Regions from separate parts of the Homo sapiens genome. Here region 1 is linked to region 2. A link is an interaction called in ENCODE POLR2A ChIA-PET data of the cell type or tissue named here. Cell type or tissue: Caco-2. All regions are shown on one strand. Links, peaks and the distances in the headings refer to the core of each region. The heading gives the core; the rest is flanking DNA. Region 1 overlaps ZMIZ1 (zinc finger MIZ-type containing 1). Region 2 overlaps ZMIZ1 (zinc finger MIZ-type containing 1).

What was found. Peaks named below come from ENCODE experiments on the same cell type or tissue, not always from the same donor. Only the 100,000 strongest peaks of a DNase experiment are listed, where the experiment ranks them.
Region 1: POLR2A ChIA-PET joins it to region 2 with 14 read pairs; 5 of 35 experiments call an interaction of 5 or more read pairs at or near these places.

The regions. Positions count from the first base shown.
Region 1 is chr10:79,312,590-79,327,753 of GRCh38, forward strand. It overlaps ZMIZ1 (zinc finger MIZ-type containing 1), which reads left to right. Exons shown (of 25, transcript NM_020338.4): 25 at 53-3,930. The coding sequence ends at 160. Among named protein-coding and RNA genes, the nearest start is that of PPIF, 27 kb to the right of the region's middle. RefSeq lists enhancers at 449-948, 5,095-5,154, 5,744-6,319, 14,755-14,814 and cis regulatory regions at 4,705-5,205, 4,838-5,567, 5,014-5,616, 5,027-5,527, 5,086-5,586 and 13 more. In Caco-2, for the core only: no CTCF peak of the experiment used is centred there; no DNase peak of the experiment used is centred there.
Region 2 is chr10:79,255,554-79,270,717 of GRCh38, forward strand. The region is part of intron 7 of ZMIZ1 (zinc finger MIZ-type containing 1); the gene reads left to right. Among named protein-coding and RNA genes, the nearest start is that of PPIF, 84 kb to the right of the region's middle. RefSeq lists enhancers at 445-1,440, 1,441-2,436, 5,799-6,093, 8,223-9,182, 9,725-9,774 and 1 more and a cis regulatory region at 10,537-11,393. In Caco-2, for the core only: no CTCF peak of the experiment used is centred there; a DNase peak (open chromatin) is centred at 5,935.

The DNA of each region.
Region 1 (15,164 bases), core at 5,173-7,672, 57 kb after region 2:
GCCTGCCTCTCAGGCACACCTCATCTGAACTTCATTACTCCTTCTTTTCCAGCTCCTTCCCGAACTCACAAATCCTGACGAGCTCCTGTCTTATCTGGACCCCCCCGACCTGCCGAGCAATAGTAACGATGACCTCCTGTCTCTATTTGAGAACAACTGAGGGCCACCCGGTCGGGGCCATCCCTCCACACTCTGCATCCTACCCCACCTACCCAACACACTTTTCCACCTGGGAGCCTGTGCCCTCAGACCGCCCCGCACCAGAGCCACGGGCTGTGGGGCGGGGAGCCCTCCCCCGCTGCAGCCCTCTCAGAACAGAGGGGTAGGGAGGGTGCACCAGTGCACCAGGAAGGCTGTGTGGGTCTGGAGCCCACGTCCCACCTCCACACCCTTGGCTTGGGCCCATGCCCAGCGCAGGCCTGAAGACCACCCTCCCGAGAGGAACCAGCCCGGTAAGAGGGCACACGCTGATGCGGCTTCCCGGTCCCTCCGCGTGTGCCGATTCCAGATGACCTTCCAGTGTCCCCAAGGTTCTTCCATCTTCTAGACTGTAACCCTGCCTCCCTGCTTCCTGGTCCAGAGCCTCCCTCCAGTGACTGTGGAGCCTGAGAAGGCCCCCGGGCCCCAGCATGGGCCCCGAGCCTTGGAGGAGCACTGGCAGTTGGTGGCAGTGAGACCAGCCCACCCACCACCACCCACCACAGAAAAGCACAAACCTCTGGGAAAGACAACGTCTCTCGGGGGCCAGGGGTCATCGGTTTGACCCCTGACCTATAAGCCAAGATACCCCATAAACACACTCAGAAAGCAGAGAAAAAGGACAAGAGTCTGTGTTTGAGAGGGGGTCTGCCATTCCTGCTTGGGGACTGGTGGGGAAGAGGGCCAGGACATCTTCTGAGCCAGGACGTCCCTGAGGCTCCACCTCCAAGCTCAGACAGGGCCCAGGCTTGGGGAACAGAGAGAGCAGGTGTACACCCAACCAAAGTGATTGTGCCCTTGGTTGGGGGGCGCGGGCATATAACCTGTCAGAAGCAAACAGGAGCGGCAACTTCTAACTTTGCTCCAAGCCACTCTCTTTTTAAACAGCAACAATTTAAAGCTATGAAGTCACCTGGAGAAAAGGAACGTTGCTCTTGGACAGCAAGCAAACCATTTCTCTCCGTCTGTTCTGTTTTTCTCCTAGTCCCTCTCCTGCCACCTCTCCAAGACTTCCGTGGGACACCCACTTCCCTCTGTCCTAGTTCTCTTTGTCCAATCAGATGGCAAGGGCAGTGCGTGGAAAGGCCGGGGAGGTGCAGAAACCAGAGCCCAGGGCAATGGTGTCTGTCCAGCCCCTCCCTCTGTCCCTGTGCTCCAAGCTGCCCCCGGCTGCAGCCCAGGCCATGGACATGTGCACCAGTATGTACCTGCAGGCATGGGGGGGAGGGGGGCGTGTTTCTGGGCCTGCCCCAGACACTGCCCTTGGCTGCCAGCCTACCCTGCCTGCACTCCTCCACCATCACAATCTCACCCAAACTCCTGCTCACTCAAGCAAAAGCAGCCTCTGGCCTTCCCTCCACCGCTTTGCTCCATCTGGCTTACCACTCTCCAGGGCCTCCTGGGGAGCCTGTCCTGTGTTCACTTTGTTTCAGGCTGGTCTGTGCCCCGTGAGCCACATGGCCTAGGGTGATGCCAGGTTGTCCCGTCACTGGGGTCCCATCTGTAAATTCTTTGCGCCCTTCCCGGCTGCTGCCTGGGGCCCTTTCCTGCTCTCCCGTCCGCTGTGGGTGGTCCCCAGCTCTCCTCTGTGGGTTTTACCGGAAAGGTGGCCCCAGCTGTTGACTTCCAGTCACTGTCCCAGACGGCACAAGGTTTTCTGTAGGAAAGCTGCCATTGCCCCGGCCCCTTTTCTTCCTTTGTCCCGTTGTCGAGGTTTTTTCAAATAGCGTGTTGTTCAGTATGCAAATCAATTATTTTAAGAATCGCTTTTGTAAATATCTTTGTGAATATTTTAGTATCGTCTTTGATAATATTCAACATTTTCATGACCTGGTTATAGCCTTTGCTGGTGTTTTTAAAATACCTGGACTCAATGACAAAGACCGAGTCTTCTTTTTTTTTAAACAAAAACAAAAAAAGCAACCAGGGCTATTTGTACAGTTGAAGGGGTGAACAGAATGGGCGGCTGTGCTGGGAGTTGGAAGACCGGGCAGCCCGCTATTTAGAGCCATCCCTCAGTCAGCTGGCAGGGACAAGCCAACGCCAGGTAGCATGTGGCCACCCTTGCCCAGTGTCTGTGGCCTGGCAAGTGGCCACGCCCTGTGTCAGACCATCTGGGAATTAAGCTCCAGACAGACTTACAGATGCCTTCCTTAGGAGTTCTTGCTTCTTGCGTTGATACTTTGCCCCAGAAAGGCCTGGGATTCATTCTGGTTCTTATCAGGGTGTGTCCACACTCTGCTCACAGGTGGATCCACGGCTTTCCAGTGCGGAGAGTCGAGATGCTCCCTGCAGCCCAGGCCCCGGGCACCTCCTGCAACCATCTCTGGGCTCAGCACCTGAGGCGGGTTTCCTGGGTCCCCTCTCCAGCAAGCCTCCACCAGCAAGCTCGGCCCAGAGCTTCCCTTCCGGCTGGCTCTGAACCGTGCGTGGTGCCTACAGCCTGCAGTCTGGAGACAAGCTCTTCCGGAGTGCTCTGGGAGCCAGGCCAGGGTGTGAGGGAGGTGCAGAGGCATCCGGGGCGGGAGCAAGCCCCAGGTTGTGACAGGTGCAGGTAGACAACGCCCATAAACAGAGATGGTCCTGAACTCTGGAGAGATCCTTCCCTGATCCTTTCGGACGACTACTTGGAGCCATAAGTAACCTCAGCAAAAACGAGGCCTCTGCAAGCCACTTTTCCATGCCAAGCATCCACCCGGCCCACAGGCATGTTTCTGCCGCCACTCCGCAAGATGGACAGGGAGCCAGCAGGCAGGCGGGAAGGGCCAAGTACAGGCAATCACCCCCATCTTCTTGGTTTGAAGCTTTATCCATGTATCATGTTCCGTGTAGCCATTTTATTTTTTAAGAAACTGCTAATACTTTCTCCCTAATGGAAGCCCTGATCCCCCAGAGAGCTACAGGTCTGCTCCCGACGGGCCTCGGGCCTGACCCGTCCACACAGGGCCGTGTCAACAGCAGCGACTCAAGGGACGTGTGTACATATGTAAATGAGAAATAGAGACGTGTCAACAGATGCATTCATTTCTCTTGGAATGTGTATTGTTTTTATTTTGCGAAACAAAACAAAACAAAAAAAAAAGCTTGGAACTCCATCACGTGGAAAAACTAGATCCTGTTGGTTATAGCATTTGTGAGTTCTCCACGTCTGTCTCTCTCGCTCATGTAATATACTCTGACCCTGAGTGGAAAGGGGTTTTTGTTCTGTTTTTATTTTACCTACATGTACTATTTAGCTTCAGTGTACTAGTCCTGCCACCTGTGTATTTTTAGGGTGCTATGGAAATAATGAAAAGAAACGGGGATTTCAGAAGAAAATTGTAACCAAATTCATACTTTGTATAATTTTTGATATCATGATCACAGGTGATTCACACGTACACACATAAACACACCCACCAGTGCAGCCTGAAGTAACTCCCACAGAAACCATCATCGTCTTTGTACATCGTATGTACAATGCAATCATTTCATACTTTAAACTGGTCAAAAAACTAATTGTGATTTCTAGTCTTGCAAAGCTGTATGTAGTTAGATGATGTGACAACCTCTAATATTTATCTAATAAATATGTATTCAGATGAAACCTGTATATTAGGTGTTCATGTGGTTATTTTGTATTTAAAGATCAAATTATTTGACTATTGCTAGACATTTCTATACTCTGTTGTAACACTGAGGTATCTCATTTGCCCATGTTAATTTTTTTCTAAATAAATTGACAAAAACAAAGGTTTGGCGAATTAGCTATTTTGTGGATGTTAAGGAGTGGTTTGGGTGTTTTTGCTTTTGTTTTAAACCACACCCCCCGCCCTGTTACCCTCTGCACACACAAAAAAGAAAGGCAGGTGGTTTGGGTGTTGAATTGGAAGAACCCCTGTCCATGGGGGTCCCTGGAACCAGTCCCTGGTGGGGCAAGTGCAGTGTGTGGCCGGATGGTTGGGGGAGTTGGGGTGGCTGAATAGGGCCAGGTGGCTGCAGGGTGCTAGGGGCCCCTGTGGCATGTGACTCAGAGTGTGCAACAGTGTCCCATCTTTGATGGTCCCTTGTGGATTATGCTGGGTTTAAGTAGCAGGAAGCTATTCATATTAAGCCACAGAGGGTGCTGTTCAGAGCACACAGGAGTGTGGCTTCAATGGAGAGTGAGCATTCACTGCACCCATGGCTCCCTGCTGGCATCTCAGCATCCCTGGCCTCCACCTCTCGGTACACCTGCCCCTCCCCTCCTAGGGAAGCTTGGGTTTTCCCTCCTCCGTGAGCATGCTTTACATGGGGTACTGTCTCACGATAGCCCCTGCCCAGGCCATGGTTCTAACCATCCTTCCAGCCTCGGCACCAACACAAACTGACAACACTTGATGTGTCTCCGATTGAAGTTTTAGGAACATGCATCTGACACAGCCCCGCAGCCAGTCCCTGCCCTCCCTCCACGCAGCCTCACCTTAGGGGGAAAGCAAATGTGGCTGTCATGGCCTTTCCTCCACAGGGACTGTCCACAGAGGGAAGAAGGGCCGGGCCGGCACCCCAGAGATCTCCACTCAGATGTATCCGGGTGTCAGGAGAGTGAGGGGCATGTGTGTGCAGGAGCCGGCGGTGTGGGGGAGGCTGCAGGGTGCTGCCTGTAGGGGGCTGGGTGCCTAGAAGCCCCCTGCTCCTGGGGCCTCTCCGAGGTGGCTGGAGTTTCTCCTTTTGGAGGGAGGTGGAAGGTGAGGAGGAGAAAAGATTTACCTTAAATAATGGAACACCCACCGGCCACTGCTCAGCTGCAGGCACTGCCTTCTGCCAGCATCACCAGGACAGGCTGACTCTCTCTGAACAGACACCCCTCCGAGAGGAGGGTGATTAGTTAGCTTGAGGGAGAACTTCCCGTAGGAGACATGCCCCCCTCCCTGTGCCTTAGAGCAGTGTGGTGGGGCTGGACCAGCACTTTAATAAAACAAATGAGAATACAGTAGAAAATATCAGGAGTGTGCCCTACAAAGTAAAGGGTAGCATTCTATCAAGAAACGTGTGTGTGTGTGTGTGTGTGTGTGTGTGTGTGTGTGTGTGTGTCTGCTGAGTCATGATGTTAATTCTTATTTGTGGGTTGTGGTTGAAAACAAAAAGTTTGAATGCCATTGACTTAAAGGCAGGAAGTGGGCAGGGGAGCAGGGAGGGAGGAAGGGCAGTGTGCTCCCCCAACTTCATGATAATAAGCAAACCTTCCTGGCATTTCAGCTGGAGACTCTGAACCTGGGATACAGGCCTGTGGCTGCCCCACAAGGCTGTATGGAGACTGGCCGGCCCCATCTCAGCTAACTCCTCCCCAGACGGGTGACTTCCTTCTGTGAGCCTAACCCCTGGACCAGAAACATCCACCTAAAAAGCCCAGTGGGGGCCCTGGCTTGGGACAGTTCAGAGTTCAGCCTCCCAGCATGTGGGGCCACACACTGTGGATCATCTTACGTCTCTTCTTCCTCTAGCCCACTGCAAAAAGTCTCCACCCTGAATCCACTGACTGTCTTCATGTAAGGCCATGGGATGCTATTGGGGAAATTCATTCAGCCCCACAGGTCGATGTCAGGATACACTGGGGTCTCCAGCCTCCCTGAATGCTAAGGGCACTCAATGTTTAATGGCCCCCCATTTCCCTTCTCCTCTGCTCCAGCCTCCTGCTAACCACGCCCACCTCGCTCTAAGCAGGCTACCCTACCCTCACCCAGCTCCCCACTGTCCCTGCTGCTACCCACAGACCTATCTCCATCCACCCTGGCCATATCTTTTTCCACCCAGGCCCAGAGGATGTGGTGTCCCTTCCCCAGTTGGGGCTACCCCTCCCCCAGCCCCTGACACCATCACCCCTTTCTCTTCTCCAAGGAGTCTCATTCTATCAGCCCGTTAACCCTCCCCATACCTCTGCCTCCCGCCTCCCCGGGTTTAGTGGCCCAGGCTCTGGCATTGCAAGGTTCAGCTTGGTCTGGGCTCCACCCCTTGATGGCCAGTCTCTGCTCCTTCCCATGCAGGCTTCTCAGCCACAAAACTGCCAGTGCCCACTCTCTTTCTCTGTCACCCTTCATATGCCTGGTTCATGCCCCACCAGTTCTCTGACACTTCTCCTGCAAGCTCACCAATGGCCTCTTCGTTGCTGATCCACGCTGCTTTCTGAGACTGGACCTCACAGCTGCACTTGACAGTTGCCATTTCTTCCTTGAAGCTCTCTTCTCTTGGTGCTATGGTTTGAATGCTTGTCCCCCCCACCACAACTCATGGTGAAACTTAATCCCCGGTGTAACAGTACTAAGAGGCAGGCCCTTGGGTCATAAGGGCTCTGCCTTCATGAATGGATTGATGGATTAATGAGTTGGCAGATTCATGGGTTATCATGGGAGTAGGTCTCTTATAAAAGCCAACTTGGCACGCGCTTGCCCTCCTCGCCACATGATGCCTTCTGCCATACTACAATGCATCATGAGGCCCTCACCAGATGCAGCCACCCAATCTTGAACTTCCCAGCCTCCAGAAGCATGAGCTAAATAAACTGCTTTTCTTTATAAATTACTCAGTCTCGAGTATTCTGTTAGAGCAACAGAAAAGAGATGAAGACACTTGAATCCATGACAACTTCCTCTTTCATCTGTTTAGTTTTCCTGGCATCCCTCTGTGCCTTCCTTGTCTTCTCCGCAGGTTCCTATGGTAACTAGGTACTTGTGGTGCTTCATCAGGATCTTCTTCACCGACTGGCCCACCCATCCTGCCGCTGCTACGGGTGTTGGCCGCCAACAGCCCAGAACGTGCCCCTTTATCAGAGAATTTCCCTCAGCTCACAGAAACCTCCATGCCTGACAGGTTACCTGCCCCCTATCCCCACACATGCACCCCTGCCAGGCAGCGCACAGCCAAAATTGACTGCCACAAGGAATAAAAGGCCTCTTGGCTGGGGCATGATCAGTGCTCTCAAATCCTCCCTGTGGGTCAGGTCAGGGCTAGACTTTACCTGAGGCCACATGCTAACTCCACTCTCTCCCCTTCCTTGTTCTGCCTGCCTCCCTCATAGGTTTCTCCCAAGATCACTCCCTCAATAAATCATGGAATCAGCATGCCTGTCCTATGCTCTGCTCCTATCCAGATCGAAGACAGTGGGTGCTGGGAATGGGTCTGGGAGGCAGGCTCTGAGGATAGGATGCTGGAGAGGTACCACTGACCAGATGACAATGAGGACCCACCACTAGTGGCAGGAATTGGGTAGCAGTGTGCACCTGTGGTGAACTGGGATGGGACACAGGTGAAGGAGCTACACAGCCACAGCAATGTATCCGGCATCTGAGAGATATGGGCAAAGAATAACTATTAAGACTATGGACTTGCTAAATGTGGCTATTACTAAATGTCACCAATGCATTGAAGAAAGGAAATTACAGTTACAAATATCTTAACTGGCAATTTAGAGTGTGCGCATCAGAGGAAACTTCTTGGCAGGAAGCATTGGAAAGCGCTTACCTTCTGCAGCCAGAGGGCAGATGGAGTGACAATCAGGCAGAGGACTCATTGGAAAAGCAGCAGAACTTGAGTAAAGGCTGAATTCTCCATCAAGGGAGGTCTCCTATATCCAAATCAGGCCCCTGGTAGGGAAGGAGACACCAAGACTTGGGATGAGGACTGTCATACCAATGCCTCTCACAAAAAATGTTTATTATGACCAGCTGACAGAGAAGGGAAATTCTTGAGTTTGGGTCACAGATGGGTTGACTTGGCCTGTGGGTGTAAGCCAAAAATGGACTGAGCCTGCACTACAGTGCCATCCAAGGGTGGCCCTGAAAGATGTTGGTGAGAGAAAATCCCTCCAATAGGCAGAGATTTTGCCAAAGCACCTGGTCATCTCACGGCAAGAGAAGAGACCTGAAATAAGGATATACTCGTATTCATGGGCAGTGGTGAATGGCTTAGCTCTTTATTGGTCAGGGGCCTGGGAAAAACAAGTCTGGACTATCAGAGACAAAAAGGACTGGGAAAGAGGCCTGTGGATCTCTGAGAGTGGCAAAAAGTACGAAGATAACGTATCACATTTCAATACTCACCAAAGAGCATCCATTGCAGAAGCAACACCAAACAACCAAGTGGGCAGGATGACTCGGCCAGTGGACGTCAGCCAGTCTCTGTCCTCACTCGTCATCCTCCAACCAGTCCTTGCACCATATGGGCTCATGAACAGAGTGCCATGGTGACAATGACGAAGTTATATATAACCCTAACAGCCTTGGCTTCCTCTCCCCAAGGCTGATCTAGCTACTGTCACTGCTGAATGCCCAACCTGTCATCAACAGAGACCCAAGCTGAGCCCGTGATACAATAACATTCCAGGATGAAACCAACTAGCCACTTGGTGACAAGTTGATTATGTAGGACCCCTTCCCTCATGGGAAGGGCAGTGATTTGCCCAGACAGGATGGATGCATATTCTAGGTATGAATTCACTTCTCCTTCCAATGGAGCCTCAGGCCATTGGCACTATGGCTCACCAAGAGTCTGATTCACTGACATAGGCCCTCAGTTGACATCATTGCAGACTAAGAGAGCTGAGTCACCATGATTGCTGCATGGCAGTGGGCACACGACTGTGAAATCCACTGGTCCTTACACATTTCACAACATCTAGAATCTGCCAGTCTATAGGGGATAGAGTTGCCTCTTAAAGACACAGCTGAGGTACCAACTGGGAGGCAATACCTCATCAGTGTGAAGGATATGGGGTGCTATCCTTCAGGTTGTCCTATACATCCTAAATCAATGACCCCCATTCCCAACAATAGGCAGATAAAATAAACTTAATGTGAGAAGTGACTGGATCTGAGCAGTGCAAGGGGTGGGCTGTAGTAGACGCTGTGGCACCCTGCCCAAATCCCTTCTGCAGGGCAAGGCACCCCTCCCCTGGCTGCCGTGAGTGTTGGCTCTTCACAGCTTACAGCCCACAGCCCCCTTTCTCTGGAGAATTGCCCTGAGGTGACCAGAGCTGTCTCACCTGGGAAGTTCCACCCTCTGGATGTGGCCCACAAAAAATGGCTAATCTAGAGTACAAAGTGCCTGCCCTCTTGCCTTAAGGATCTGGCTTATGCTCCAAAGTCTTTGCTCCATGATCCAGCCAAGGGCAGCCTTTCTCCAAGCCCCTCTCATTGTTCATCTCTTCCCCCTCCTTACTCTGCTTCTCTCACTCTTACAGATTGTTTCTGGATAGCAGTACCTTTAGTGAATAAATCAACTTCACCTGGCTGCAAAAAAAGTATTTCTCTGCTCAACAAAACAGAACCAAAAGCTGCTGCTGAGTGCTAATGATGCAAGGGCACAAGTATGGGCAGGTAGCTGAGAGAAGCAGAGAGTGTGACAACTAGAGAGCACTGATTGTGACCAAGGGGCATCTGCTTCTCTGGGTGTTTGTTGCCAGGTGAGAATGCAGACCCAGCTGTTGCTAGACTTCTGATTTTCCAAGAGAATCTAGAAATGCAGGTTTTTAAAAAAAGTTGCAAATAAGCAAACAAAAATGTGTACAGACACCTATGGCCTAAATAAAGTCCAGGTGTGAGCTGCATCTGCCTCAGTGGTCCCCAGTCCCTGACCTCTGACCCAGGGCCAAATGCTGGTTTAAGTGGCGGGACTGAAATGCAGCCCAGCCCCGTGAGACTCTGGAGCTTAACCACCAAGTTCTATACCTCTAGATTAGCTGGAGAGACCAGTCCCTGCCTAAAGCAGAAATACCCATGGTCTGCAGATCCCAAGACCGGACCCATCTGCCACCATCCCCAGCCCTGAACATGCTGTCTTTGGCCACCATAACACACTACCCTGTTCTCATGCCCATATCTTTGCCAATGTCTGCCCCTCCTCCTGGAATGCCACTCTAGACTTTTGGGAATGCCTGTGCACCCTTATCCTCCTTCCCTGGAAACTGCCATCTGCCGCTGCAGAAGGGCAGACATGTTTGACCCACATGACCAAACCCCCCTTGACCCCAGCCCATTAGACCAGGAGGGACACGTGTCGCGAAGGACTAGCTGGCCAGTGACCAATCATGTTACCCCTGCCCCAGTCAAGAATCTGACCTGAGGCACAAAGATTGCAGGTGCCATTGTGGCCCCGGCTGGATCTAAGGCCTGACCTGCCTCTTCCCCTGCTCTCAGTGGATCTCTGTTACTAGGCTCAGTCTTTGCCTTTGACTTTTTCCCTCCCCTCCAGGCTGCATGATTTCCCTTTTTCTTTTTATGACTTTGCTTATATCAAAAGTTAAGTCTTATGTCAACCTTGTCATGAGAACAAAAGAAGCTTTCTAGCTTTTAACTAAAAGGATGTCAGTTAACAACGGAAATATATGTCAAACAGAAACAGGGTCTCAGCTTTGTGGTCTTGGGAACCCTCTCTTCCTATTACTACTGCTTATTATCCAGGACCTGGCGTCTTCCCTTTGTCACCCAGGGCCCGGTGTCTTCCCCTCACCACCCGGCACCTAGTAGTCTTCCCTGGAGCTAGTGTCTTCCCTGAGAGGCAAGACAGACCAGCCCAGCCAGAGTGCTGCTGGTAACATCACAGAGACGGCAGGCCCCATCTTTGGCAGCTCCCCAGACTCTCTGTGGTTTGGTTTTGTAGCCTGACACTCGAGGTGGCTCACAACTTCCTTCTGGAGTGAACATTTAACATCCTGCCTGCCCGTCACCCCTCCCTTCTTCAGGGAACCGTACTCGCTTTCTTCTGAGCATCACTCTGCGCCTCTTACTGCCCCTCTCTGATATGTGAGCCAGGCCATGCTGCTGTAATAAACACCAAACTATCAGTGGCTCAAGACAATGCCCATGTCACAGCCCAATGTGGGTGCCCCTGGTTGGACGCTGTCTATGTGGTCATTCACTAACCCAGGTCCTTCTCATCTGGTAGCTCTGCTCTCCTTAAAATTTTCTGCATTCAGCTGGCAGATGAGGAAAACCAAAGGAGTATCCCATAGAGAGTAAGTTTATGGGCCAGGCCCACATTTATTGGCTAGAGTTCAATCTCATGACTGTGATTGACCTACAATTTCAGTTAGCTACACCTAACTACAAAGGTAGCAGGGAGGGTCTTCAGAGAGAAGGCAAAGATCCAGGGAAAGGCACTTCAGCTATGTGCCTAGACAGGAGACAGAGTCCTAGGGAAGGATTCTGTTTGTTCCAGCTGGGTTCTGTGTCCATTCCCTGGCCTGGTCATTTTGAACTGGAAGGCAGAGTTGTTATCAGCTCCCATGGATTCAAATGAACATTTAGACAGTGTATCAGTTAGGTTTTGCGGCAGAACAAACAGCTATTTATTATTAATGGCCTAAAACAACCATTCATTTTTGCCTCTGAGACTGTGGGTTGAGTGAGAAGTTCTGTCGACTGGGCCAGGCTCATATGATCTCAGTTGGGCTCACTCACGTGTCTGAGGCCAGCAGGCAGGCTAGTTTAGAATGGCCTCACTCGCATATTTGGTAGCTGGCTTGCAGTTAACTGGAGTGAGGCTCCCTGGGCTTGTTCAAATGGTCGCCTCAGGATTGTACAGCATCACTTCAGCCTCATTTCATTGGTCAAAACAAGTCCCAAGACGAGCCGAGATTCAAGGCCTGGGAAAACAGACTTCTCCTCTTGATAGGGACAGCTACAACATCACATTGCAAGTTGCCGTGAATAACGGAAAGAAAATTGCAGGGTAGACAATTGCAACCTACCACAGCCAGTCTCTGCCACATAATCCCCTGGGAGCCAACACAGCCCTGCCTGCCAGTCCACAGTGACTGGTCTGCGGATGCAGGCACCAATCAGAATCCTTCCCTAGCATTTTCCATCCTGGTGCTAGCATATCCCAGTCACACCTGTGTCTTCCTCAGTTACATGAGCCAGTGAATCCCCTTTCACAGAGACCCACATTTGACTTGGGTCTCTACCGGGCACTGCTTAAGCCTCTGGAGAAACATCTGACAAATGCAACCCCTTACTGTTTGGTTGACCCACGCCTAAGGTGCACTTGATGCACCGATGGACGCAGGATGGATTCACGAAAGGGCTGTGAGAGAGATGTGGACATGAACAGGGCTAGTGGCAATTGGCCCTTCTCCCAGCCAGGCCATGTTACTCCAAGGAGAGGCGTGAGTTGCCTGGTGTCCACCTGGGGACTCAGAGACTCCAGGGTCAAACTGAGTATGGTCAGGGACTGGGACCACATCACCCATCCCAGGGATGATGGTGATGGGGACCCAGAATCCTGAGCACTTTGGGGGCCCCTGACCCCCTAGAATGCATGCTCAGAAGATTCCACTGTGGCTGGACAGAGTGAGACTACCAGTGTAATTGTCAGTCAGGGAGGTTTGGGTGCCAGCAACAGAAGCTTATTTTGATCACCTTAAGGGAAGGAGAAAGGGTATTTGTTGGTAGGATGTGAGTGAGTGGAAAGGTGGAGGGAAGAATGGAAAATACGCTCAGAACAGACAGGAGCCTGCCCTAGACAGGCTTGTCAGCAGGAACTGGTGGCCTTATCTGGCACTGATATAGGAAAGAACGGACTAATTCCACCTTTTCCCCCCTGTCTAGGTGTCACCTCCTGCCAGAGAGCATCTGGTTGGTCAAGCTGAGGTCATAGACACACTGCCCCCACCGCACAGACCTTTTCTTCACTAATGGTAAGAGAAAAGGGTCTGCTGGAAGGTGCCTCAGGGGCCCCTTTAGTTTATTCCAGGGATTAGCAAACTAATTGGGGTCCAAATCCAGCCAGGCTCCTGTTCTTATGCCCCTGATCTAAGAATCGATTTTATATTTTTAAGTGATTACATTTTAAATGATTGTATAAGTACCTACATCACAGCCTCAATTTTGTCTCTTGGTCCACAAAACCTAAAGTATTAACTATCTGGCCCTTCAAGAAAAAGTGTATAGACCCCTGGCTTATACAGTAGGGCTCAGTCACCTGGGTACATTGATCCAGGAAGACAGGAAGGGCAGCCAGACATGGTGAAGACCATGTGAGTCTGTGTGTGTGTGTGTGTGTGTGTGTGTGTGTGTGTGTGTCTGTGTGTGTCTCCATGTGCGTATCTGTGTGTCTGTGTGTATGTTTCTGTATGTGTGTCTGTGTCTCTATGTGTGTCTGTGTGTGTCAGCAGGGCTCCCTGTGTGTGTCTCTGTGTGTGTGTATGTGTCTCTGTATGTGTGTCTGTGTGTGTCTCCGTGTGTGTCTGTGTGTGTATGTGTGTGTCTGTGTGTCTCTGTATCTATGTGTGTCTGTGTGTATCTGTGTGTCTGTGTGTGTCTGTGAGTGTCTGTGTGTATCTGTGTTTTTGTATGTGGGTCTGTGGGTGTGTCTCTGTGTGTCTGTGTTTCTGTATCTGTGTGTCTGTGTATGTGTCTCTGTGTGTGTCTGTGAGTCTCTGTGGGTGTATCTTTATGTGTCTGTGTGTGTGTTTGTATTTATATGTCTGCGTGTATCTGTTTCTTTGTCTGTGTCTCTGCATGTGTCTCTGTGTGTGTCTGCTTCTCTGTGTGTGTGTCTGTGTATGTGTGTCTGTGTCTCCATGTGTATCTGTGTGTCTCTGTGTGTCTCTATGTGTGTGTCTGTGTGTCCGTGTGTGTGTCTGTGTATACATGTGTGTGTGTCTGTGTTTTCTGTGTGTGTCTGTGTGTCTGTCTCTCTGTGTGTGTCTGTTTCTGTGTGTCTGTGTGTCCATGTGTTTGTGTGTCTGTGCGTGTGTGTCTCTCTGTGTGTCTGTGTGTTTCTGTATCTGTGTGTCTGTGTGTGTTTCTGTGTGTGTCATCAGGGCTCCCTGTGTGTGTCTCTGTGTGTATGTCTCTATGCGTGTCTGTGTGTCTCTATGTGTGTGTCTGTGTGACCTTGTGTGTGTGCATATATGTGTGTGTCTGTGTTTTCTGTGTGTGTCTGTGTATCTGCCTGTGTGCTTTGTTTCTGTATCTGTGTGGTGTTTCTGTGTGTGTCTGTGTGTGTCTGTGTGTCCATGTGTTTGTGTGTCTGTGCATGTGTGTCTCTCTGTGTGTCTATGTGTTTCTGTATCTGTGTGTGTGTGTGTGTGTGTGTCTGTGTATGTGGGTGTCTGTGTGTGTGTGTGTGTCTTCAAACTGAGATGTCTCCCCACCAGCTCTTTCATCTAGGAAGAAACCCAGGAATTAAGGTGACATGATTTGGACAGGATGCTCTTCATTGTTGTTGTCAGGTTAATGGAAGCAATGCTTTGCAGTGCAATTCAGAGCAGGAAGGAGTATGAGCTTTGTAAATGCAGAAAATCAGGGTTACTGTCAGGAAAAGGGTCATGTTGATGTGAAATGGAGAATGTGAATGTTTCTTATAGATCTGGTCACCTTCATCCACCATGTGGGAGGTCCCAATCTCTGAAACTGCCACGTAGAAAGATCTCATGGAGTGACCACATGCAAAGTGAGAGATGCTCAGTGAGCCCTGCTAGCTGAGTCTTTCGAGCCTGGGCCCCAGACCTGTGAGTGAAGACGCCTTCAAGATGAACCCAGCCCAGCCACCATCTGGCCAAGGCTGTGTGCCACCTCAAGGAGGAACCGCATAGCTGAGTCCAGTCAAGCTCTAGATCCCTGAGCAGAATCCGTGATTGTCATGGTTTAAAGCTGCTGTTCTGGGCAAGCTCGCCGTGCAACAATAGAACCCAAATCGCCACCTTGGAGGGAATTCATCTCTGCTGTGCAGGATGTGCTGGATCTGCAGACATTTGCCAAGAGCACAAGTTTGGGGAACGGAGGGATGGGGGTAAACCCTCTCCATCCTCTCCTGGGAACCCCGAGGACCATCCAAACAGGATGCCTGGGCTCAATGATAGTGCAAGGACCCAGAAGGGCCCAGGCTTTCATCATGGCTTCAGGGAATGGTGGGGTGTCCCAGGGAAGGGGAGAAAGAGATGGACTGTGGGAAGAGATGGAAGCTGTGGGAGGGAACTATGGGGAGCTTCCCAGGGGCGTGAAGAGGAC
Region 2 (15,164 bases), core at 4,862-7,361:
CCCTGCCCGCTCCCCTCTTATTTCTCTGTGCTCTCCAAGTGTACCTTCCATGTCTCTCAGGGTCTCTGTGTTCCTGCCTATCTCTGTCTCTGCATTCTGAGCTCATGAGGGTGCCTTTGCCATCAGAGCCACCTCTCCCCGCCACCCCCCACATTGAGTTGTTCTACTTAATTTCATTTTCCCGGGGCTCCAACTCACAGAAATAAACCGTCCCTCCCCACCCCTGCACTTTTTCGATTTAACAAGCCTGCTGGAAAACAATAGTGATTTCCGCATCGATCATAAACAGAAGTGATTACCATACAATTACAGCCTGAACCATCAGTCTGGATGCAATCACAGAGCCGCATTGTAAATCGGAAGACAATTGCCTGCAGAATTACCCCCAAATTGGTTTAAGTGGCAACAAAGGAGTGTTGGCATTTTGGTATTTTGGAAAGGGATGGGGGGAATGCGGGTGTCCTGGTGGCAGAGGGTCCCCACTGGGAGCCCCCCAGGGCCCCTTCCTTGGCATTGAGGAGGCTCTTGCTGGGGAGAGCTGCCTGCCACCTTCCTCCCCATGATTTTCCCTTCAATTACTGCTCCCTGCCCGTCTTGGCACAGCTTGTCATAAACTCATTTATACTAATGTGTGAGTGGCTAAGTGTGCCTTCGAACTTGGCCGGCAGAGGGGTGAATCTGATGGAGGGAATTCTGGGGGGCCTCCTCAGCTCCCCAATATCCCCCTTTCTCCATTCCCATCTCACCTGTGGCTCTTCCATGTCACCCCATCCCTCTATGCTCCTGGCCTGGCACCCACCCCACAGTAGCCTTCCCCACTATCTCCCAGCCCTCGGTGGACTCTGGCCAGCATCTCCCACATCCCATCCAGAGCAGCCCCCTCCCTCCTGCAGCTGCAGTGTGTGCCCTGCATCCTTCCCAGCCTTCCAGACCAGCTGGAGGCCACAGTCCAAGCCAGGTGGGCTAGGGCGGCCACTCCAGGGAGGGAGCCTGCCGGTGCCCCTGCAGCACATGCTGAGGGGATCACAGGTGGGTCTGCTCCTTTCCAGCCTGTGGTTTCACAAGAAATGCCCTGCCAGCAGGACCCCTCTGAGTGTCTGAAGACTGGACTCTTAAGCTCCAGCTGTTTCCACAGGGGGCATGTCTTGCTCTGGGAGGTGATTTCTCTCCAGGGTCAGGCTGCTCTGAAGTTACCAGGAAAGCCTGCCCACCCACTGACACAGTCAGATCCCCTCACAGGCATCCATATCCAGGTCATAAGTGCTTTGGCATGCCCCATCTGATCCTCACAGAAAGGTTTGTGCATGCTTGTGATTTTGCTCTAGTTTTTCCATTAAGAAAATAAAAAAGAGGTGGGGAGACCTGAGGGGTGACATGGCTTGCTCCAGGTGACACAGCCCATCAGTGAAAAGTGACGTCTTCAGGCTTCTATGTGAGTGCTTCTTCCTAGATGCTGTCTACAGCCTCCCCAGACCCACATGAGACAGACTGGGGTCTCACCTTGTCGCTGACCTGCCTTGAGACCTCAGACAACACCAATAATTAAGCAAGCCCGAGTGAGCACATGCTCCGTCCTCACCTGTTTATTCACATGTCAACTCCGCTCATCCCATTGCAGCCCTGTAAGAGGATGGGTGGGTCCCTAGTGAGGGGACTGAGGACCACTGTGGGGACCCCAGAGCCCTCAGATTCCTGGTGACAGCAGCTGGTCTGCCCCCTGTCTGCCAGCCTCTGAGCCTCTGCTAATACACCCTGGAAGGCAGGAGAAGCCGGATGACCCTGAGGTCTTTTGCACCTGGTGCCACTGAGGGCCTCAGTTGTGCTGTCCTGGTTGCTCTGCAAAAGCTTTAGGACTGGGCACCATCTAGAGTTGGTGTATCTGGAACCAGAAACTCTGTTGGCTGCCCCAGCTCTACCCTGAGTCAGGGGAACATCGGTGTTGCCCTGGGCTTGGCCTGCAGAGCTGGGGTGGGTCAGGCTTTGGGGTGACCCTGTGCCTGGCATTGGGAGGTGCTAGCATTGGGAGGTGACTGATCTGGAAGAGAAGCCAGGCCTCACAGACCATGGTGATGTTCAGGGAAGAAGCTGCTGGTCTTTGCCTGCCAGGCAGACCTGCCCTCCCCAGGCCCCATCCTGGAGCCTTTGCTCTTGCTGTCTATCTCCTGGGGAGCCAGGTGTCCAGTGGAAAGACGGGGTTCCAAGCCACAGAGACCTGGACTCAGGTTCTATCCCTGCCACTTTATGGTTTGCACCGTCTTTAACTCTGAGCTGTATTATGAGACCACAAAGGTGATTGCTGTTGAGTCCAGGGCTCTTCAGACAATAGCCCTACATCCTTGGTCTCAGAACCCAGAGGGAAGGGACCTCGCTTTTGTTGAGCATTTGTCATGTGCCAGGCTTTGTCCTGGGCATTTTAAGGATGGCCTGCTTACTCTTCACAGCAACCCCAAGAAGGTAGTCAGAAACTGGATTTGCAGAGCCCAGCGTGGGAGCCAGTATCCCCATGTGCTAATTGGAGCTTAAATTTAATGAAATGAAGTTAAATGGGCCGGGCACGGTGGCTCATGCCTGAAATCCCAGCACTTTGGGAGGCTGAGACAGGAGGATTGCCTGAGCCCAAGAGTTCGAGATCAGCTTGGGCAACATGGCGAGGACTCATCTCTACTAAGAATCAAAACAAATTAGCCAGGGGTGGTTATGCACGCCTGTAGTCCCAGCTACTCAGGAAGCTGAGACAGTGGGATAGCTTGAGCCCAGGAGGTCGAGGCTGCAGTGAACCATGTTTGCAGCACTGCACTCCAGCCTGGGTGGATAGAGCCAAATCCTGTCTTAAAAGAAAAAAAAAGAAGAAGAAGAAGAAAAGAAAATAGTTAAATGGAATTTAAACTCAACTCCTCAGTTGCACTGGCCACACATGTGCAGTAGCACATGTGGCCCCTGCCTCCTGTTTCGGGCAGCACAAATCAACATTTCCAATACTGCAGAAATTCTGTTGGCCAGCAGTGTACTGTGTTATCCCATTTCATAGGTGTGAAGTTGAGGATGGTTGGTGATTGTCATGCGTAGGGTCTCAGTTGGATGAGGCAAAGTGGGACATAAACCTGTGCCCATCAGTGCAACATAGCTTTCAGCACCAACATTCTAGGCTCTCCAAGCCCAGCCCAGATAGCTCCCCTTTCATGAGCCTTCCATGAGTCTGAAGGCCATGGACTGTTTTCTCTGCATCCTGATGCTGAGCCCAAGGCCTGCCCCAGGGCAGGCACTTTGGGGTGAGTATCTGGAGTGGGTGATGGAAGGAATGACTGACTGAACATGGTCTGCTGAAACTTTGGGGCGAACTCACTCCCCTCCTGATAGAACTAATGTGGGGAGGGCAGAGCCAGCTGCTGAGGAGTGATGGATGGCCCCTCTCCCAAGATAAATGTGGCAGTCAAGGTAATCGGATTGTGTGTGACGGTCTAATTTGTAGGCGAGGGGAGGAAGCGCCCAGCCATGCCTCGCCCCAGCCGCCCGTATTAGTTTAATCAAATGCCCAGTATCTAAATGACTGGGCCCAAGTGATGGATGATGTGAGCTTTGTTAAATGTTGTTGCCCTGTCGAGCCAAACTTCCCAAGGCCCTGCCCGGCTCCTGGACTGTTTAATTTGTTTTTTCTTGCTTGGTTATCTCTGCGTGGGGCAGGGAAGGGGGGGCTGGAGCTCTCCTGTCTGTCTTAAAGCCTCTGGTTTTTCATGGAGGAGAAGAGAGAGGAGGCCAGACCTAGGGGAGGAGTGGGAGGGAGTCACCTTCTGCCTCTCCTGAGAAGCCTTCCTGGGTCGCTGCACAGTCTTGAGGAGCCCAACTCCCCAGAACCCTTCAACAGGGCTTCATCGTGCACCGTGTGGCTTCTTCTGTTCCATGCAGACTCACCCTCACCCTGTGCTTCTCACTCCATTAATGGGGTATTTTGGGATGCAGGACATTCTTCCATAGGAAAATTTATCAAGTTTCCCTAATGCTTAGTGCTTGTGTTTCTTGAGAATTTCCCCAAACCCCAGATCATGAAGATATTCTCTATCACCTTCTTTTTTTTTTTTTTTTGAGGTGGTGTCTCACTCAGTTGCCCAGGCTGGAGTGCAGTGGTGCAATCTCAGCTCACTGCAACTTCTGCCTCCCAGGTTCAAGTGATTCTCCTGCCTCAGCCTCCCCAGTAGCTGGGATTACAGGCTCACACCACGCCCTGCTAATTTTGTATTTTTAGTAGAGACAGGGTTTCACCATGTTGGCCAAGCTGGTCTCAAAGTCCTGACCTCAAGTGATCTGCCTGCCTTGGCCTCCAAAAGTGCTGGGATTACAGGTGTAAGCCACCGCGCCCAGCCTTTCCTCTGTCACCTTCTAGACAGTATGTTGTTTTGCTCCCCCTCTCTCCACTCCCCTCGACTTTTTGTTGGTCTGTGGTGTGAGGTAAGGGTCACGTTTCCGGTCTGGTCATTCTGAGCTCTGAGCGTCTGCTGTGTGCCCCAGACTAGGCTGTGTCCTAGCAAGAGACAAAAGATGAAAGAGGCACAGGCGTGACAGTGAGTTTGAGTTCAAAACAGCATGCATACTCTGCCAGGCTTTGTGTACCTGCAGTGCCCTGCCTTCCATCAGTGTTAATTGTCACCTGTGTGCCAGGTATTGTTCTAGGCACTGGGGATGTGCTGGCGAATGTAGCACATGGGAACCCTAGCCCTGGTAGAGCTTTTGTTCCAGCATGGAGGGAGGGGAATCAGGACTTTAAAAGCAGGTGGTGATAGGTGCTCTGAAGAACAATGAGGCAGGGGAGGAAAATAGAGGGAGTCGGTGGTGGGGAGGTACGACAATTCATAAACGGTCAGGTCAGGGAAACTCTGGCTGCATGAGGATGAGGGGGTGAGTGAATCACGTGGCTGTCCAGGACGAGAACCTTCCAGGCAGAGGTGGCAAAGTCTCTGGTAGGTGCCAAGGATAGAATAACCCTGGAAGGAAAAACCCAAAGCCACCAGCAGTGGTTCCCCTTTGGAAGGAATGGCAACAGGGAGGCGTCAAGGAGACTGTTTTTCAATGCACGCCTTTTATTCGGCTTCTGTATATTTCTAATTACTTCTTCAAAATAGCATTTCAAAGTGAAGAAATGGAACGGTGAGGTGGAATCATCGGATGTGATGGGGAAACTGGGTTTGGAGGCTGGGGAAACATTAGCTTTATAAGGAGAATGGATTTGTGTAGTACTTATGTAAATGAAAAGTAATTGTATTAATTAAAACTAAATAGATCCCACTCTGCTGTTTTCGCTGGTTGTCCTTGGGCAGGTTTTCTTAACCTCTCTGAACACTAGTTTCCTCCTATCAAATCAGGGTAGTTGTCTCCACAGGATTGTCAGGAAAATGAACAGAGAAAGGAGGCGTGTCTCATTTCTGCCTAGCCTGCAGCTGACCTTCCCGAGGACACGTCCCTGCATGACCTGGCTCTCTTCAGGGCAGAGAGAGACTGTATCCCTGTCTTCAGATTCTCCAGGGGTTCGAGACCCCAGAAAGGCCCAGACTCTGCACTCCGGCTCCCCCAAGGGTAGTTGGATGTGCTCCAGACCCCCAGGCTGAGCGTCATGAAAGACCCTGTGGCCCCGCCGGGTGGTCGGGTTTTTGACCCGGCCGGCCCCTCAGAGGCCCATCCAGTTCGTGCTTGCCCAACTGGTGCGCGCTCAGCTCAGGCCAGCTGGTCACCCAGCTCCAATGCCCCTCCCTACCCGGTGTTCCCTTCCCTCTCCCTACATTCCGTGTTAATTTTTCATGGCCTCCATCAGAGGCAGAAGGCAGAGAGCTGTTTTCTGCAGGGAGAGAGCAGGCGCTGGAGGGGGAGGAGGGAGAGAGCTGCGTGCTGATTAAACACTGCAGAGGCCTAAACAAATGACGGCTCCCTCCCCCAGCTGCTCTGGAAGAGAAACAGGGAGCCTGGCCTGAACTGCAGATGGCCCAGGCTGCTGTCTGTCCCTCGCCTACCTGGGGCTGCTTCCTAGAGCCGGCAGTGAGGCGGAGCCTGCAGGACCTAGTTCAGTTCTTACAGCCACTCTGTGAAGCAGGCTCCAAGGCAGAGGGCTGAGGGACACCAGCAAGTGGTGTTGCTGAGAGATGCCGGGCAGGGGACAACAATGCCCTCTCAGAGTAGAAGCTTTAATTAGACCACACATGCAAAGTGCTCAGAACAGTGCCTGGTCTGAATCAAGTTCTCCATCCATAGCCACTGTCAAGGTTACCTTGTTACACCTTTAGAGCACCGAGGTGAGATAGGTTTGCATGCAGGCAAAGAAACCAAGGTGCACACGCCTGCCAAGATCACATAGTTCATAACTAGTAGATAAAGCCAGGGCTCCATGTGCCTGACACCCTTGTAAGAGTCCTTTCTCCTGTCTCATAGGCCAGGGAGAGAGAGCTCAGGGTCAAATCTCCAGAGCTTTGAATGCAAAGGTCAGGGGAGGTCCACAGCAGTATCAGCGAACGTTTGCCAAGCACATGCTTCTGCTGGCCCTAAGAACTTGCTTATGTCCTGAACCCAGAAGGGGAGAGAAAAGAATGTTTCCCCCCTCATCTTGTTCATGGAGTAACAGAGCACCTGCATCTTGCAGGCACTGAGCTCATCCCTTGGTCTCGAGCAGTGGTTCTCAAAGTGGGGTCCCCAGGTCAGCAGCATCAGCAGCACCTGAGACCTGGCTAGAAATGTATTCGTTGGCTCCACCCCAGACCCACTGAATCAGAAACCCCACTGGGGGTGGAGCCCAACATGCATGTGTTTTAACAAGCCTTCCAGATTATTCTAATGCATGGGCAAGATTGAGAATCCCTGGCCTGGAGATCCAGGCTGCAGTGAATCATTCAGCCCTGCTCTGGGACCGCACCATCCAGACATCACCCCAAGTGTGTTACACTGAGTAACAGGTGCAGCCAGGAAGCACCAGATGTAAATGGCATTCTTATAAACCATTTTGATTTTCATTGCAACAAGGCAACTGGATATTTAAAGAAACCTCACAGAGAACCATTTCATCAGGTAAAGAATCTTCTACAAAAAGAGAAATTCTCTCATTTCCTCCCTCCCCTCAGTGTTCTATAAATTCAGTCCCTATCTCAGGTTGTCTTGAACGGCGTGTGCTTGTGCACGACTAAAACCGGTAGCTAGCATGCTAAAAGAGTGACATGTATTCTCCAGAATGCACAGGGACCCCTGCAGCTGGGAAGGAGGGCCCAGAGCAATGAATGGAGACCAGTCTGGTGTTTGGGCAGCCAGTGGGCATCCACTGGGCAATCTGCTGGGGACTTGGAGAGGTTTAATAACAGCCAGGCATATGTGATTTCCAGGGCTGTCAAGCCTCCATACTCTGGGTTTCTCGGAAAAGGAATGGAACGACCGATTAGGAAGTCAAGACGTAGAAACATGAAATGTGCCAGCCGTCAGCTGCTTCTGCTGGATGAATGGATAAGAGGGAAAACCCTACAACAGGTTTTGGGTCGAGAACCCATCTGAAGGTTGTCATCTCCCATAGCACAGGGTCAGAAGGGAGCGCGTAAGTACCACTGCATGCGCCAGCGCAGTGGCGCAGTGACAGAGATGGTGCCATGCGCTCCTGAGCTTACAACACGTGTTTCCAGAGTGGTCACAGCTGGCGTGGAGCCTGACCTCGTGGCTTCGGTCTTTGCAGGGTTTAGACCTCAGGTGCACTAGCTCAGAGTTAGAGGAACGAATAGCCTTCTGAGTTTCTTGCATCAGGAACCTGAGAGTCTTGGCAATTAACCAAGTCAGTCAGGCACTGTAAGCAGGGAAGGGTGGGGTGGAGTCGGGGGTGCAAATGGTTGGAGGTGAGATGGTAGAGTCTGGTCAGCAGAGTCACCCAGCAAAGCGCAGCCCATCTCAGTTCCTCTCCTGCCCCTTGTTACCACGGCACAGGTCTCCTGAGTCACTCTTCAGGTTTGGGAAGATTTGTGGGTGTTTTCTTTGTAATAAACAGTGATGCCCTAGGCTCACCACCTCCCCAAGGCTTAGTGTCAGCACCGGGCCCCCAGGACAGAGCCCATACTCTGGATTCATGAGCCCAGGCTGGGTGGAATGAAGCCACTTGAGAGGTCCTGGGGGTTGTCACTGGCAGGAAAAACCAAGGGCTTGGAATTGGACACTAAGGGTTGAGGTCAAATCAAATCAAGGGAGTACATGACAAGGTCTCTCGGTGCTCAAACACATGGTCTCTTGCCGTCTGTGAAGTCCGGACAGCCATGATGTGTAGACCCCAGGGTCTTTTTGACCCTAGGGAAGGCCCAGCCTCACTCCAACCACTTCTTCTTATGCTGGGTGGGAGAGGACACAGCTAAACTGCCTACACCCACCTGGGAAGGGTAAGGAGGGGACCTCCTCAGAAAAGTAAATTATGCAGGGAAGAAATTGATTCACATAACCCCTCCTTACCCTTCCATCTCCCTGAGAGCCAGCAACGGGCAGTGATGTTTAGCCCCGAGGAAAAATTACATGCGGAATGGAAAGCAGGCGCTCAGGGTGGCTCCTGCTGGAATGAGAGCTGGAGTGCAGGCTCCGTGGTTCCTGGGCATGCGGGTGTGGCTCAGTTCTCACCTTGCAGATGGAGTGGGACTGTTGACCCAGGCCAGCCTGGGGACTGCCTCCTCACCTCCCTGCGCAGGCTGACCTTGTCACCTTGCCTCTTGAGCTTGCCTCTCTCCTGCCCAGAGGTCCTTGGAGCAAAATGGAGGTCGAGAGGCATTTGGCACTCACGCCTCACCACGGACACTGGTGCATTCTTGGGTACCTCTTGGCCTCAATCTATTGCTGGGGGAGGGAGGACTGAGGCCCATTGCTGGGGCCCTGAATGCAGGGACTGTAACCACCCATCCCCTTCTCAGGGCACCTCTCCCCTCTCCAGCACGCTTGCTTTGCTATTAGTGCTACCTAATTTCCTACTGAGGTGGTCTAGAGCTCCTCCGCCATTGCCCTGCCGCCAGCAAATTTTTATCCCTAGGGTAAGATGACAGAGGCCAGCCTTGGCCCTGGCCTGCCACATACTCAGGTGTGCACTGAGGCACAGTATCTAGTTTCTCCAAGATAGGGGCTGTGACCTGTGACTACCCCACCTCCGGAGGGGCTTGTGAGGGTCTGAGGAACGAGGAAATGTGAGCCAGCCCCTCACAAGGGCACAGTACATGGTGACAGCTCCTGTGAGCTGTTCTCAGCTAAAAGTGCATGGTAGGACTAAGGGGGCACTTTGCAGAAGCATTTATTGGGGTACCCCCAAAAAGAAAGGGGGGCATTCCCTTTCTGTGGACAACACCCTCTTGAGCTTGTTTTGGGATGTCTTTGATGGCCCCTGAGTTAGAGATGATAGTGTGAGGTGGCAGGGAATTTTCTGGGCTGGGGTTTTAGTCTGGCGTCTTATCCTGGGTCCATGCATCCTGCCCAGCCTCCACTGGGTGAGGCATGGCCAAACCGGTTTGGGAAACAGCACTGACAAAACTAGCCCTGACGGCTCTGAGGTTCCCTGGAGTTCAGTTCCCAGGGTGAGTTCACACGCCTCGAGGCTCCCAGTTCCCAGCTCCTGACAACCCGGGCAGCCCTTGGGGAGAGGGGGCGGGCGTGCGAGGAGTGTTCCTAGAGGGAGGGACAGGCTGTAGGCCCTCTCTCAGGCCAGACTGGACCACAGGACCTGAGAAGGCAGGACCTGCCCAGCACAGGGAAGCAGGTAGGGCAGGGTGAGCTGGGCCGGGAGCCTGCTTGCAGATCCCAGGCCACCTGCACCACCCAACTAGCCAGTCCTCCCTATGCACAGGGCTTCAGCTTGTGTGGGGACCGGGGGTGGGGGCAGCAGAGACGGACAGGGTCACTCGCAGCCCAAGCGCCAGCAGACAACTCCTTTTTTTTCTTTTCTTTTTTTTTTTTTTTTTGGCCTTTCTTACCCACAAGTGATGGTGATAGAGGTACAGGGAGCAGAACATGGGAATGATCTAGAAAACTCAGGAGGAGCTGAAACTCAGTTCAGCTTGCTACTGATGGTGCTGAGGCAGCAATACCATCAGTCTGCCGGAGACTGAGATTTTCCCCCAAGGAAAACCTCTCTGATGTAGGTTCCAGGGGTCAGCTGTCAGGGTCACCAGAGTCCAACTCACAATGCCCCAGAAGTGATGTTTTCTATAACCAAGGAGAAGGCCTAGCCCCTCAGCAGCCCCAGCAGCTGAGACCACAGGGTGCTCCCCACCCATCCACTCTCCTAGGACCCTGTCACCCTCAGAGTCCTGCAAGCATCGGCTGTTTGACCTCAGCGAATCCACTCTACTCTCTGGGCTTTGGCCTTGATCAACGGAGCAGCCCAACAGGGTGAGCTCTCTGGAGCCCCTTCCATCTGTAATCCCTGCTAGCGGTGTGGAGAGGCAGTCCACCCCAAGTGTGCAGACAGACAGCTCACCCCATATCACCTGCAAGATTGAGAAGAAGTCATGCAAGGTCAAGACTGGCCTGCGCCCTGAGAAACGTGACCCCACTTGGAGGCCAGGGCTGATTCAGGGGGCCACAGACTTCAGAGAGCAGTGCCCACCCCCTGTCTTTTACATGTGGCCAGAGACGGGAGGAAGTTGCCCACAGTCACACAGGAGGTTCAAGAAGCTGGGGTTGGCACCAAGTCTTAGGAGTGGGAGGCAGGCAGGAGGCACAGAGCTGTCTCCTGGGGATATGCCTGCTCTCAGACATGATGTCACAGAATTATGGGCATGAAAGTGGGGCCTTCGCGTACCAGCAGTGGGCGGGGCCGTTGTCCTGTGGAGTGACTGTTTGAATCACCCCTTCTTGGGCCTGGATTTCCCTTTTGTAAAATACAGGTAGTGTAATCCTTGGCAGGGTCCTAATTGGGTCTTGGGAGGTTTGAATGAAGTAGGAAGAACCACACGGCTGGGAGAACCAAAAGGTTGTGTGCTCCCACGGCCCGGTTAGATCCTCATCCACAGCAGGGTGAGTCGGGCCAGAAGGGGTGCCCCATCTTACAGAAGCACACACATGGCCCTGAGGCTGCACTGATGGTGCGGTGGTCTCGCTAGAGCCAACCCTGGTCTCCTGGGGCCCAGTAGTCACTGCCCCCGGTCCGAGGACTGTGAGTCTCTGTGGTCATGTGCTTCCTGTGCTATTTCCTCCTGGGAGATGACCCAAGAGAGCTGGCAGGGAGGAGGCCCCTTTTCCTATTTCTGGGGCACCCAGCAGTGACGGGTCTACAGGCAGGAAGTCCAGCCCCAGAGCCCCAGCCTCCAGCCGGGCAGAGTAACAATTCTGCGGCTAGTTCTGTTCTCAGGGCTCATGAGTCAGACCACTCATTCCTGCTTTGAGTAAATCAGCCAGAGTAGGAATCCTAGTTCCTGCCCGTCTCCCACCTCCTTCTGGACACAGTGGAATGGGGCTGAGGAGGGGCTTGGGCTCTGCCCACCGCCCAGGCCTCCTATTGTGGAGAGGACAGCTGCAAAGTCCCCCCAGCCCCTGTACCCACACACTCCAGAGGAGGAAGGGGTCTGCCTAGACCAGCCTCCTGGCACTGCTTGGCCTGAGAGCAGAGTCAGAAATGAGTGCCTGTCGGGGTGGCCCTGTGAGGGCCTGGGGTGTCTGGATGTGGGCACAGTTGGGTGCTAGGGGAGCACCCAGTCCAGTAGGGAAGGGGGCACTGTCTGCCCCAGGGAGCACCCAGTGTGAAGGGGTGGTGTGAGGCTGGGCACTCCTGAGCATCTGCATGATTTTCTTGGAGATGGGTGAAAGAAATTGTATTTTATTTGAGCAATTTTCTACAGTACTTAGGTGGAGAAATGGAGCACCCTCTGCATCCCAAGGGAACATGTATACTACAGCAACACTGCTAACAGTTTATTCCCATGTAATGCTTTCTACATGCCTGGTATTGTACCAACATTCTATGTATAGTAACTTACTTAATCCTCATGGTAATTTAGGTGGTAGGTGCTACTTATTATCCCCATTTTGCAGAAGGGAAAACCAAAGCACAGAGAGCTAAAGTAACTTACCCAAGATCACACAGCTGCTACGTGGCTGAGCTGGGATTTGAACCCAGGCAGCCTGGCTCCAGAGCTTGTGTTCTTGGTCACTCTGCCTCCTGGAGGCAGGAGACAGCATATTACTGCTTTTGGTTTCCAGGTGGGACTCTGGTGTGAGATGGGCCGTCTCTCACTTGTGTTGACAAAGGGGCCCTTCCTTCACCTCATGGTTCCTCACACCAGGCCAGTGAGCAGGAGAGGTTCCTCTTAGTGTCTGTCCATTTTAGAGATTTGATGAGGAGTCCAGGCCCGTGTTGACTCAAACCCCTGTGTCTGCTGCACTCTCCCGCCCCTCCCAAGCCCTCACCACCACTTCTTTTCTGTGCATGGCTATAGAACTTGGGGTCCCAGGGATATTCAGGAGACCCCATTGCCTTGAACTCCCAGGCTTCCCCGGTCCCAGGACCCTGTGTTTGGGAGCTGAAAGAGGAGGATCAGAGGGTAGGGGAGCACGGCCTGGGCCCAGGAGCAGAAGGAGCAGCACTATCTCCAGGGAGCCCTGGGTGAGATGCTGGGAACATCTCACTAACATGAACAGCAGCGCCGGCCCCTGAGCAGAGGACGACCAGGGCTGTGGCTGGCCCCCACGCTGTATGAACTGTTGCTGCTGTGAACTGCTTGCCTCCTGTTCCCCGTGACTGGGGTGGCTGTGCATGTCATGAAACATGTGTCATGTGACTCAGTTGTAGGTTTTATTTGAGGACAGCACCAGTCTCTGGACACATTCGTGATGAGATTCCTTTCAGAACCCTGTTTCTGAAGCTGGTTTCCTGCCCCCAGGAATGGGGAGCTGCTGGTAGGTTTAAAGGCCGCTGAGCGCCTGGTCACAGATGCTGCTCCAGTTGTCCGGGTCTCAGTGTCTGTCCTTCCTTCCCAGTCGTCTCAGCATATTGGGTTATTTCTAGCTGTGATTCATGTCAGTGTGTTAGTCATCTGTTGGCTGCATAGCATGTGCTAAACGCCGTGCTGGGTGCCAGGGTTGTAGAAGTGAAGCCCCCAAATCCGATCGTGGCCCCAGGGGCTCATGCTGTCGCTACGGAGCACCATGGCATTCCCCTGGGTAGTGTGGCCCAAGATTCGTGTCTGCATCCATCAAGCAACTGCCATCTACCAGGCCCTGTGCAGCCTCTGGGGATACAGATTGGAAAGAGGTAATCAGAATGCATGGGTGGAAGAAGTCCTCTGACCGCGTTGCAGAGGGCAGGTTGGCAGGAGGCAGGTTTGGAGATGGAGAGGAATGACAGGATGCTGTTGTCATAATTCAGAGGAGAACCGGCAGGGCTGCAGAAGGTGATTGGATTGGAGCAGGCAAGGAGCAAAGGGAACAGACTGCAAAGATCATCAGGATGTGGTGACCAGCGGGTGGGACAGGGAGGGGCCCGTCTTCCTGAGGCAGCTCGAGGTGCTCCCTGGGATTCTAGTGGATGTGGGAGCAGGAACTTGCGACATGTCAGAGGGGAGAGTGTGAGGACCAGTGTGGGGGCCTGGCTCTCCTGCCCCTGACTCAACAGGCAAGCCCCTGCAGCTCCCATGCCCAGTCTCCCCCGCTGCGGAGTGGCGCCACTCTCACTGCTGCTGCTACTTCAGAGGGTCTTGTGTGGCCTTTTGTAAGCTCATGGGATGGAAGCATCTGAAAATGTATCATTCATATTTTTATTGGAATCATGAATCCCACTTGCCACCTGCCAGGGCATGGTTTGAGGATGAGAGGGCCCTGCTTCAAGATGCTGCTGCCATTGCTTCGCAGGCCTCTTCCTGGGCCCCTCTGAGTGCTGCCCCATCCCTGGGGGTCTCCTGGGTCTCAGAAGCACCCCTCCCAACACCTCCCCCCAACACACACACACACACACACACACACACACACACTTTCTCTGTTCTCCAGCAGCCTTTTAGCTGCTAAGATGCTCTTTGATACTTAGGCCTTTGTTTCATTTTGCGTGTGGCTTCCCCAGGCTGCAGTGTGTTCGATGACTCTCCCGCCCAGCCATACATCCAGGCTTCTGTTCCCTTCTCCAGATGGCCTTTCATCCCTCCCAGCCTCCCCCTGCACCCCACTGCTGCTGTCATCCATTCCTGACCGCCAGATCTTACCAGGAGCAAGCATCCCAGGCTTCTCACTGTCCGCACCTCCCCTTGCCTGGCTCCATCAGGAGCGCCTCTTTCCCTATGGCTGCTGTGGCTGCCTCTGCTTTCTTGCTCCTTTTCAAGCCAAGTGCAGCCTGGCGAGGAAGCCTTTCCCAGGTGCCCAGGTGAGCGTACCTGCTCCCCGTGACACCCGACCCGATCGATGCTAACAAAGGCTGGTCACTCGGCCTGTCTGAACAGTACATGTAGATCCACCCTCCTCACCTGGCACTCAGGCGATTCCTGAACTAGGGCTGCACTCCTCTGCCTCTCACCTCCTCATTTGGTCAGCCAGTCCTGGGCGTCTGTGCTGCTAGGAGCTACAGGTACAGGGGCAAATACAGGGCCTGTCACTGCCCCTGGGGAGGGCACGCCTGAGCAAGCCAGGACCAGCTGCCCCGGCATCCTCACTCAGGCCTGCCTCACCCGACATCTGGTTTCATTTTTTCCCCCTAACGGACAGACAGTATGGGGGCTGCTGGCTACAGGGGAGTTGCTGGAAAGGTCTTGGGGAAGCAGATGTTGGGAAGCTGGCTCTTCCTCGGTGCCTTCCTGCCTGGTCCCCTTCTGATCCTCAGAGCCAGTGCTTGTTCACTCCCTTTTCTGTTTTAGATGAGTGACCACAGGGTCACTGGCTAGTGTTGGTGCTGCCTTCGCCATAGCATCCTTGGGTGCAGCTGGTGCAGGGCCCTTAGACATATCCACTGGGTCCCATTTATAGAAGATACCAGCCCTGGTCGCACACACCACTATTTCACATGCCACTAAGAAGGAAGAATGCGCCGCCGATCATACTATGGCACAGCGCCACTGGAGGACACGTGTTGCTTGTCAGTGATCTTGGTTAAGTCACGGCTGGTGTGGAGTGGGAACCCTGGTGTCCCCGTGGCTTCCTGGAGACGCTACAAAGACTAGCATAGGCAACAGGAGCATGAGGTCAACTGTCGCTTCTGCTGAGGTCAACTCTCC